Regions from separate parts of the Mus musculus genome. Here region 2 is linked to region 1. Evidence: chromatin loops called from intact Hi-C (ENCODE). Cell type or tissue: heart. All regions are shown on one strand. Each heading gives the region's core, and the rest is flanking DNA. Links, peaks and the distances in the headings are about the cores only. Region 1 holds the start of 2810442N19Rik (RIKEN cDNA 2810442N19 gene). Region 2 overlaps Dnm3 (dynamin 3).

Region 1 (5,381 bases), core at 122-5,121:
ATTAAAACACTTTCTAACACTATAGGGAATGTTTTTAAAAAGCAGTGGATGTTGGGCTTAGATCTTTTTACGGCCTTTCTTTGTGACTGCAACCATAGTGGCAGGGAGTAGGCAGGTCTTATGTTAGACCTGGGGCATGATACTTAAAGGTTTACCTGAAGGAAAATTTCATTCAGTCCTAAAATTATCTTTGAGATCACACTATGAACTTAAAAGCATACACACGGTCCAGAATTCGTCTTACGTTAGTATTCATTGTCAAGCAAGCTACCTCAAGGATTATAAAATGCCTTATATATTTTTCCCCACTGGACAATATAGCATACACCTATAATCTGAACACTTGAGAAGTAGGGGCAGGAAGATTAGACATTCAAGGCTGGAGGTGGCAATAAAGTAAATTCAGGGACACAGTAGACTATGTGAGACTTTGACTCAAAAAGTAAGAACAAAACAAAATAGCCAGATAATCAGGCTAAGTGCCTGTAAATCAATGTCATACTGAAGTGTGCAGATGAAGGGGACATCTAGATACTGCTGCTTCAGAATATCTAAAGCCAAATTCGAATGTTTATATGGTGGAGGCAAAAGGGATATTCGGTTGTAGACTAAGGCCATTTTCCTGATTATACTGAAAGCCAACTAAGGCCCTTCTCACGCTGTGTGCCTTTTTTGAAGTGGGAGATGGATCAGGATCTTACTGTGTGCCTCATGATGGCCTGAACTGGCTTTGTAGCCAAGGCTGGCCTTAAATTCATGATCCTCCTGCCTCAGCCTCAGCCTCAGCCTTGCAGGCTTATGGGGGGCTATAAGAGATCATGTCCACCTTTATTTTAGCTTGTCTCCGTTTCCAGACCTTTCCTTGAAGCTTTGGATATGTTTGTGGTAGAGTATCTAGGTTGGTTCAGTCTTCATTTTCTTCTCTCTCAGCTTCTATGTCATCCTTTCCACCAAAGAAAGGATGCTGCTTATTGGCGACTCTCATGTTGACCTGTGCATTCGTGGGGTTTCCGTAAGAGCAGGGAGGAGAGCCATTATACCTTGTTTCATTTTCTGGTGCTTAGATCACTCCCTGTGTGGGCAATTGGATCAAGAGGCTCAACGCTACCCCTGATGCTGAGACGTGGAGAAGTTGGCTAATTTCCCTTTTGATTATGCTCCGACCCCTGCTCCCCGCCCCCAGGGCCTGTGAATGGAATGGGTTCATGTGATTCATGGGAACCGATTATTCTGACTGAAAAACAAAGAGTGGATATTTCTCAGTGCTTGGTGGGAATGCTTAAAAATAAATTAGAGCATTTGGTATTTGTGGTTTTGCCTATCATGTGGCTCTGAAGCCTGAGGAGCAGCCAGATGCAAGGAATGAGGGAGCTGTGGTGTGGAGAGAGTCCCTGAATACCTCATGGCTTTCGACATTGCCCTGCGTTGGAGTTCTATTTTGGGCTAGTGCTGCCATGTGATCTAAACATGTAAATGCTCAAGTAATGTGGCGTCATTAAACATGTAGTGTCTCTCAGGCTCAGAGCCTTCCCAGAAACCCCCACTCTGGCCCTGACAACTCTAGCCTGACCAGAAGTGGAATATCCTTCTGGCAACAGCATTGGTGAGCCAGATGGAAACCATTTGGCAACTAAAGGGTGTAAATACGTGTTTAGATCCAGAGGTTTCCCCAGACAATGCATCCAGTATGTTTGGCATGGGTAGGCTAAGGAATGTCAGCGCCGGGCACTTAACAATTCTATGTTTAAGCATCGATAAATGCATGAGGAGCCAGCAGAGCCAACACGCGCTCAGCTGACTCCTTCCCTCCTTTCTTCCGCTGCTGCAGTTAGGCGTCCCAGGCACATTCACAGAGCAAGACGCTCCACTGACAAGTTTTAGTTTAAACTTCCTGTCTGCCGTGTAAGGTTTTTTTCTAAGTCTCACTTTTTAATCTCTCATAGTAGCCGGTGAGTTGGGGGAAAGGAAAAGAGGGAAATAAAGAAGCCTCCAGCAGCCTCTTCTTAAGAGTTTACTGCTGAGATAAAAGTTAGCTGTGAAAGAGGTGCAATTCATACACCGTGAGTCTCCGAGGCCTTGGAAAAATATCCCCTCTGACCAGGAATGCCTGAGCATGAAGCCTTCTTGAAAATCGCTTTTTCCTCCCAGCAAGGGCAATGAAAGAAACTTGAGCCCTAGCTAGCCTATGTGTGTCTGCAAGTCTGGATGTCTATTTACACATGGTAGAGCATTTCCCCGCTTTTCTCCGAGCTGACACCAGCTTGTATATAGGGACACTCGGTGGATTACAGCTGGTGACAGTTTACTGCTGACTGGCCACAGGAAAAATAATCGGAATCAATTACGCATTGTCCCTGGCCAGGGCCTCTGTCTTGGCTGTTGTCCTCTATCAATCAGGTGAACCCCAGGGCAGAACTGGGCACCCTGAGATGCAAAAGCGCTTGTCCTGCAGTGACGGAGCTTAGCGACTAAAGATCTCCAAAGGGAACAATGTCAGAGCTACTTGTTCTTGACACAAGACACGGAGGAAGCAGTTGTGTTTGCTTAACTGGAGGCCTGTCACCCGCTGCTTGGCTAACTGCAGTGTACGGTAGGAGGAGCTGTCTCCTGTCTGCGTTCGTGTTATTTGCGTTTTGCATGACGGGAATCTTTCCTAATTTCCCTTTTTGCTTTTACTTTCCTGCCACATAGGATATGTGGGAAAGATTCAGACCCAATGAAAAGAGAAAGGCAAACGTGAGTCTGCCTACACACCACCAAAGAGTTCACAGGTTCTGACCCGAGGAGACACCGGTAATGTATGTGGGCCTTGCCTAAACAGACCGCCAGGCATCTGAACTGTGGCCGAGTGGAAATGCCTGTGTAAAGTCGACTCTACTTCCTTAGTTAGGCCCAAGGAGGAAATCCCCAAAATAATTTGACTTTCACTTAAACCATATTGGAAACAGGACCTGAAGAGTGAAAGAAAACCTTTGACATTCGCCATTGCTTCCTTTCAGTGGACTAGTACATTGTCATAAGAATTGAAGCAGGATACTGGAATAAGAACCGTCATGTAAATAGATTGCACCTTTGGAGGTATATTTAATTAAAGTGGACACTTTTCTTTAGAGAACAGTGGTTTGAAATTTTAGTTTTATGACAACTAATGTTGAACCTGCAGCAGATTATTAATTACATTTGGAGGTCTCAGCACCAATTTATTTCTAATATCAAGGGTTGCCTCATGAGATACCTTGATTGTAAGAATTGTAAGAACAGCTTAAAGTTGTTCTGTCTTTAGCAATTATATTTTTGAGCTATAATATAGCTTGTTTTTCTTTTTTACTTTTAAATCTAGTTGTTGAAAAAAAAAACAAAACAAAAAACAAAAACAGTTCCCTGACAATCCAGACTGTCTGGGTATGATTTTTATTTTTTTCTGTAAGGAAGGCTGGCTAGTTAGGAGAACAGAGAGCTTGCCTCACAGCTGATGTCACAAATCGCAAGGTGATTTCACCACTTGTCCAAATGACACTTGGCTGCTAAAAACACCACAGTTTTAGAGAGCTGTCGAGGAGAGGAGAGGGTAAGTCAGGATGTTTCCGTGTGTGACCGCAGGGGAATGACTCCCAGGCTAGTCACACGGGTTGCTTAATTTCCATGTACTCTGAGCCCCTCGACTTCAAGGCTCGACAGCTTCCTCCTTCACGGCACCAAACCTTGATGTGAGGAACGCAAAGATAGAAGAATGATGGGTTGGGGTTTGTCCTGGCTTGAAATCTAGGGAACTTGCTTACAAAGATGAATAGAAACCTCAAATAAAACAAGGAGACTTTATACACCAAATAGAAAGAAAGGATGCTGTGCTAACTGTAACTTACAACAAATAAAATGTGTGAAAGAGTTGGGAGTTACGGTTAGGCAATGCAAGGCCATCAGAATCAGAGACCAAACATTTAAAACGAAATTATGATGAAAACCAATGGGCCTTAACTTTTGTAATATAGGGCATCAATTGTTTTGGAAAGGGGCCATGTACATCTTTCTGCAAGCAGTGTGCTCTGGTAAGTCAAAGAAACCATGGAAGACACCATGGAGGAGCTCTGGGTGAAGTCTTAGTGCTGCCCTGGGCCTATGTACACACCATGGGGGCTTTGTCTTCCTTGCAAGGCTCACAAGAACATCACTTAAAGGATCAGTTTTTGATTTCGGTCAGATGGGTTGAGCTAAAGCAAAAGCCAAATGGAGTGAACCAGGCTTGGCCATTTTTAAAAGAAACCATCAGAGATGGTGAACGAGGGTGGGTCCGAGAAAGTTCTTCTCTAGCTCGACTTTTTAAAAAGTGGAATATTGAGTGATGAGGTAGGTGAAGTCTGTTCTCCCTTGGCTAGAGACCCTTCCTCACACCCTTATCCCTTTTGACCATTGCAAAAGAGCTTTGTCCTAGGGAAGGGGTGGACAGGGGTTGGGCTTGGGGGGGGGTAAGGACGAATAATCGAAATAGTGTCAGAGTTAGCTAGTGCCAGGAAAAACACACTTGGACTCAGCTAATTTGTTCTGTTAATATCAAAGGCTACACTTGCCAATTATCTAATTTTAAGAAGTGGTAACTGAAAATAGCTACACTAACTCTGAAGTTGGTGTCTGATGGGGACCGGGAGCTTTGTCTTGTCAGAGAGCATGAATGGAGGCAGGAGACATGGGACAGTCTAGATAGTCAAGCCTGTGGCGGGAGGGAGTGGGGAGGGAGGGGGAAATGTCCCAAAGATCACAGATTTATGTAACCCAGCTTACTAATGGCAGGGGTATCCATGCTAGTAGGAGGCTCATTAGTTCGAGTGGAAGTAATTAAAACCCACGTGCAGTTTGCAGTGTTTCTTGCTCTCGCACCAAAAGGCTCCAAAACACAGAAACCAGAACAGCCGAGTGGCTGGGCAAAGCTGAGTCAAAAGTGACTTCAACCCCTTGCCCCAACTCTCCCTGTATATTTGAAATGGAAAGGTATGGTAAAGATTCTGGTTAAAAAGATGGAAAACTCAAGGTTCCTGGGCCACGCCAAGGGCTTTGACGACCTTGGAATAGGGCGAAAAGAAAAGTCGTGATCACTGATTGCTAAAGAGTATCGGGAGGAAGACTGGCTAGGCACACATTAGGGTGGCTTAAAAAATCTTTTGCCTCTAGAAGTTCTGCGATTGCCTTTGTAATTTGGAAGGCCAGCAGGGAACCAGGGGGTACCCTTTGTACTGGGTTGTGGTGGGAGTTTCTCAAGATTCAGGTTGAAAAAGGAAGAAGGTCCCTTAGCAAAGCAAAGAACTTTGGGGAGGAATAAATTTGGACTTTTCTCCTTGAAAAGCCAAACACTGGTTTTTGGGAGATGATGGACAGGGCATCTTGATTAT
Region 2 (5,381 bases), core at 218-5,217, 180 kb after region 1:
GTTCCTCTTCCCCTGTTTTGTATGATCTCCCTTTCTGCTCCTTCTGAATCGACTTCCCAAAGAGAGAATACAATTGGGGACAGGTGGAAGGGAGACATTCGAAGCGAAGAGCTCAAGTGCACACACTGGTAGTCTTCATCTCAGGCATTCACACAGCAAGAGGGGGACCTGTCAATCTCATCACCTACACACATAAGGCCATGTGAGGGGCTGCCTGCAGTTCCACGTTAGCTTTGGTTCCAAAGCCCCTGGAGGAGGAAAGCAGAACTGACTGCTAGGACCCAGGACACTTCACAGGGAGATCTGCTTCATGTGTAGACTGGCAAAGCTTCCGGTCCCTTCTCTTCCCTCCCTTGTCCCCTCCATTACTCTTACCACATCTATTTTTAATGCAGATACTTGGCACTCTCTGGCTGCTCTGTTATTGAGAGGAAAGCTACTCATGGATTAATTTACTATGAGGTCTTAAGTGTGCAGAGGAAAGATGACAAGGACCACTCAGACTAGCCGGGAGACTGCATCTCAGTGCCATAGTATATTTACTCATGAAGCAATTAGGGAAGGTTACAGAGAAAGGAATTTGGAGTCTACATTTGTAAAATGGAGGACACTAAAGATAGTGGAAAATACATATTAAGTCCAAAGCCTAGATCCTGTGCTCCATAAAATCTATGTTGACTTCTTCATCCTCACTTATGCCTGGCTTACACTTTCCAAAACAGTCTGCCATTTAAAAATTGACAAAATGAAAAGAGGAATGTCTGATAGAACCAGTGAAATTCATTTAAAGGGGTGGTTCAGACTCCTCTCAGGGTCAGACTTGGCTCTTCCCATTTCGCTATTTAATTTAACTGTCAGTGTGGGCAATTATTTAAAAGTGATAATGAAAATGTCTCAACTTCTAAACCAGTGGGTCCCAACCCTCCTAATGCTGCGACCCTTTAAAATAGTTCTTCATGTTGTGCTGACCCCCAACCATAACATTATTTTCATTGCTACTTCATAAGTGTAATTTGCTATTCTTCATAATCATAATGTAAATTTCTGTGTTTCCCAATGGTCTTAGGTGACCCCTATGAAGAGGTCATTTGACCCCCAAAGGGGGTGGCAACTCACAGGTTGAGAACCACAATCTAAACAACCTCTAGAATCCTATTTTTTAAATTTCTCCCTTCCCAGCTGCTGAAACACGACTATTCCTTTACAGATGTGATCTAGTCTATCCGGTGGATATGTCTTAGAAAAGCTATGAAATCTGAATAGTAGGAAATATATTAACCCTTTTCACCAAGTAGCAGTCGTCTTTACCTGTTTAATAAATCTTACTGTGAGATGTTAAATACAGACTACATGTTTAAACCCCCTATGCTTGCGATTGTTGGGGTTCTTAATTGTTCTTAATGTCCTTGATAGGAAGATTCCAGAGGTTATCACAGAGCAATGTATGCTGCCTGCTTGATGCTGGCAGTACCATCTCTTTCAGTTCTGAATTTCATCTATATTTAGGTCTACATCCATAGTAGATTTCAGGGTCTGTCCTTAAACTTGGCATCCCCTGTCCTCTTCAAGTATACTGAGAACAAGGATATTCTCTAAGGGCGTATTTTCTCTATATCAGGAAGTTATTGTCCAGGTAGCATGAGAGGCATTGTGCTCCTCACATCACAGACTAAGAGTCTGAGGCCCAAGAGAGTGGCAGCAGCTGGCAAGTCAGGCTCCTGAGCTGTTCTCACAAACAATGCTGCACAGCCCACGAAACAGAATCCCTGGAGATGGGGCACAGAGCAGCAAAAAACGACGGGCATGTTTTTGCCTGCATGAAGTTTTAAGAGCCAAAGGGTTTCAGGTTTGTTGTTTGTAGCTTGGAGGTATCTCATTCTTGCTCCACTAAGTTCTTTGACGTTTCTAAGCATCTAGGTTGAGTACATGCATTCATGTCATAGATGATTCTTAGTAAAACATTTTAAACACAGATAGCAGCTTATTGATCACATAGTTATCATTTCCAGAGACATAAGGCGTATGCCTGCACACTGAAGCAGCCTGTGTCTGTCTAACATGCTGACAATAACTACTCAGCAAGTTAAAGCCTCACACCAGGGACACTGACGCAGCCTGTTCTTAACAAGCATGTGACTTCTTGTCCTCTGTTTATGATTTCCCTCTGAAAGCCACAAGTAATCATGAAAGAGGGGTTGGAGATACGGCTCAGTGACAGAGCACTTGTGAGTGTGCATGTGCACACACAAACAGACACACACACACACATGGTAGGGAGTGGTGGTCAGAAAGTCTTAAAATTAACTAGCCACTTTTCTGTTCTAATGGTTGACACAACTCTAAATCTCTATCAGGGTTGCTGCAAACGGTGGTGGTAATGGAGTCCTGAAGTGTGAGCAGTCTGTCCAGCTGACAGATTCTTAAGTCCTGATGCTGCTTTCCTACGTATGACTTTGAGAGAAATAAATTATCCTCCTTGATCTTTATAAGCCATCTTTGAAAACCCTCTCTGAGCTATGGAGTGGCTCCAAGCAATTCTTGCTCATACTTTTTTCTCATTAAATGGCTGTGAGTTCACATCGACCAGGGACTTGGGTAAAATTAGCTTTGCATTCCCAGCGCTTGGCCTGGCGCCATTTTTTGAACCTTCTGCATTCCAGGCAATACGTGTGTCTCTCTGGAGTCGGGAGTGAACACTGAGAGCAGAGCTCCTGGCCTCCTGGGGCTCACACCAAGGAACAGATGCCTAGATACATAAGTGATTACGTACTGGAATCAGTGTTCCAGGGGAAAATCAGAAGGTGTCACAAGGGAGTGTAACAGAGAGGTCTGACTTCGGACTAGAAGGGGAATTCTGAAAATTCAGAGGGGGAAAATGTTCTAATTGTGTTCTATCTTCGAGCTGAGGGTGTGTAGGCCCTGGGTGGGAAAGAGCTGGCCTGGGTGAAGCTGTGGGGGAAGGGCTGGGTCGTGGGAGTCAAATTAAAGACTACACTGAAGCCCCGTGCAACTACAGCTTCTGGCAGATTTAAGCAAGAGAGTAACAGGATCTGTCTTATCCTTTTAAGACCGTCCAGGGAGCTGCTTGTGAGAAAGCCCAAAGGGTAAGGGTGGAGGAGAGAGGGGGACAGTGAGAGGCCCCTGCTGCTGCTCAGGCCGGGCACAGGACTGGGGAAACAAAGGAAAGGGGCGGTGGGCCTGAGATATAAGAACCAATGCGCCCGGAGAAATTATTGAAAAGTATAACATGAAGAAAGGACAAAGGGTTCCCCTAGGCATCCGGTTGCTCTAGAGGTGGAGGCGAGCTCTCAACTCCAGACGGCCAGAGCAAGACCTGACTTCGAAGTGTGGAAGGAGTGGGGGTATTTGTGAACAGCAATTGCAAGATACAGCAACAGAGACAATGGCTTCCATACCTTTCAGAAGAATGAGAGAGCAATACCAACCACATTTTTACAGGGCAAAGTTGTTGCACCACAAGGAAATTAGTCAAGCCACATGATACAACTGAGCCAGTGGCCCGGACACAGCTAATATTACTATGGCTGCTGTTTCATTATTAGTAATGCTAATACATTGCATTGCTAATTCTCTAACAAGAAGACATCTGAATGCACTTACCAAATAGTATATAAATTTTAGACAACCAATGTCTTACCATGCAACAGACTGGACACAATGTTTCGGTGAATTTGAGTTCTGAGATCCAGAATCGCTGTATATTTCATAAGGTACCATACAAATAATTTAAGTACTTACTTACCAAGTCTTTATTTATGAGAGTAAATGTTAATTTATACTAATGTTTTTTAAGCTGGGTAATGTGAAGTGTTTTCAATATCAAGGAATTACATGTTCATATGGTGAGCAAATACCAATATATTTAAATTTTCAAGAATGATTATGTTTGAAATATAAATAAATGGCAATGGACCTCCTATAAGCCCTCCCAAGCAGACCTTGCAACAATACACTATGGTCTGCTCCTACCTGCCCCTACCTCTAACTGATTTCAGTTAAATATATCTCTCTAGGGAGTGTCTGGAGACAATGTAGAAGAGAATAATAGACTTATACAGACATAGTGCTATTCATCATTGTTTATAAGTTTATGTACACATACATTCACATACATATATACACGTATGAACATATGTCTACACCTTTCCCACTCTGGATACTGGATACTTGCCATGGGACACTACCTTTCCTGGCAAGTTTCCTTTTATAAAGCACCCCTCCTCCCGCCTCCGCCTTTCTAGTTCTTGGCAAAGAAACTAAGACAGTACATTATGACACTAAAGTTAAGCTTTAATTAAATTAGTACCTGCTCAGTTAGAGTGATACTAAAAAGTCAACTCTTATTTTCAAAATGCAATTGGGATTACTATTCTACTATTGATGCTTTATGACAGTAATCAGCCAGGAATGGTTGGACCATTGGCAATCAAGCCTTATAAACCTTCCTTAAACAAAAACGAAACATTGGGCATTCAAAGTCCTCTACATTGTTTCCCTGGGTTGGAAATGTGGGTCAGTTGGTGAGTGCTTGCCTGGTGTCCATAAAGTTCTGCATCTGAACCTTAGCAGTACGTGAGCCAGATAGGGAGGGCAGCACATGCCTTGATTCCAGCATTACAGTGGTAAACGCAGGAGGATCAGAGCTTTAAGGTGATCCTTGACTGCGTGGGAAGTTCAAAGCCAGCCTGTGATACATGAAACAAGGACCAGAGGCATGATTCACACTTCACAAATCAAATCTTAGAACTCCAGCCTAAGGAGGCACAGAATTTTAATTCCTAGGGGAAGTTGTGGTGACCTCACATGCAGAGAGGGATACAGACACCCATGCTCCACTTAGGAAGACGCTTTAGCAGGCCTATTGTCATTTAATTTCCTATTTATTTTTGTTCTCATGTACATGTATGGCAAGTGAAAAGCAAGTCTTTATGGTGACCCATAACCTACAGATTTTTATAACCAGTGAGAGACATCAAAAGTTCATTCCATGCACACAAAGCCTGTATCATTTTTATGCTTTATCTACTAAACTATGCTTCTTAAAGAGAAATTTCCTCTCTTCATCTACCTCCCTTGACTAGCTGGGAACTACATTAAAAGCTTCTTTAAATCTTTTACCGTTTGTCTTAACCTCTGACTAGCTCGCACTGCTTGCCTTAAAGATCTTTCCCACATTATACAGGTTAACATTGCCTGATTCTTGTGGTAAAAGGCTGTAGTCTGTAACAACCCCAAAAAACTCAAGAAAGAAGCACTTATGCCTGCAAGCATGAAATGTGGGGCCTCCACTTGGAATGACAGCTACCAAGAACAGCCACAAGGCAGCCTGATTCATCAGTACCCTGAGTTAATTAAGAAAC

What was found. A loop is a pair of places that touch in the nucleus more often than their neighbours do. Peaks named below come from ENCODE experiments on the same cell type or tissue, not always from the same donor. Only the 100,000 strongest peaks of a DNase experiment are listed, where the experiment ranks them.
Region 2: a loop joins it to region 1, with 2.2 times the contacts of the local background. A loop is called at or near these places in 3 of 42 quality-filtered maps.

The regions. Positions count from the first base shown.
Region 1 is chr1:162,002,745-162,008,125 of GRCm38, forward strand. All of the region lies in intron 20 of Dnm3 (dynamin 3), which reads right to left. It overlaps 2810442N19Rik (RIKEN cDNA 2810442N19 gene), which reads left to right and starts at 2,225. Exons shown (of 3, transcript NR_040562.1): 1 at 2,225-2,590; 2 at 2,692-3,078. In heart, for the core only: a CTCF peak has its summit at 2,595; DNase peaks (open chromatin) are centred at 1,347, 2,537 and 2,817; H3K27ac peaks cover 3,499 bases.
Region 2 is chr1:162,181,528-162,186,908 of GRCm38, forward strand. The region is part of intron 14 of Dnm3 (dynamin 3); the gene reads right to left. Among named protein-coding and RNA genes, the nearest start is that of Dnm3os, 33 kb to the right of the region's middle. In heart, for the core only: no CTCF peak of the experiment used is centred there; a DNase peak (open chromatin) is centred at 2,634; H3K27ac peaks cover 2,033 bases.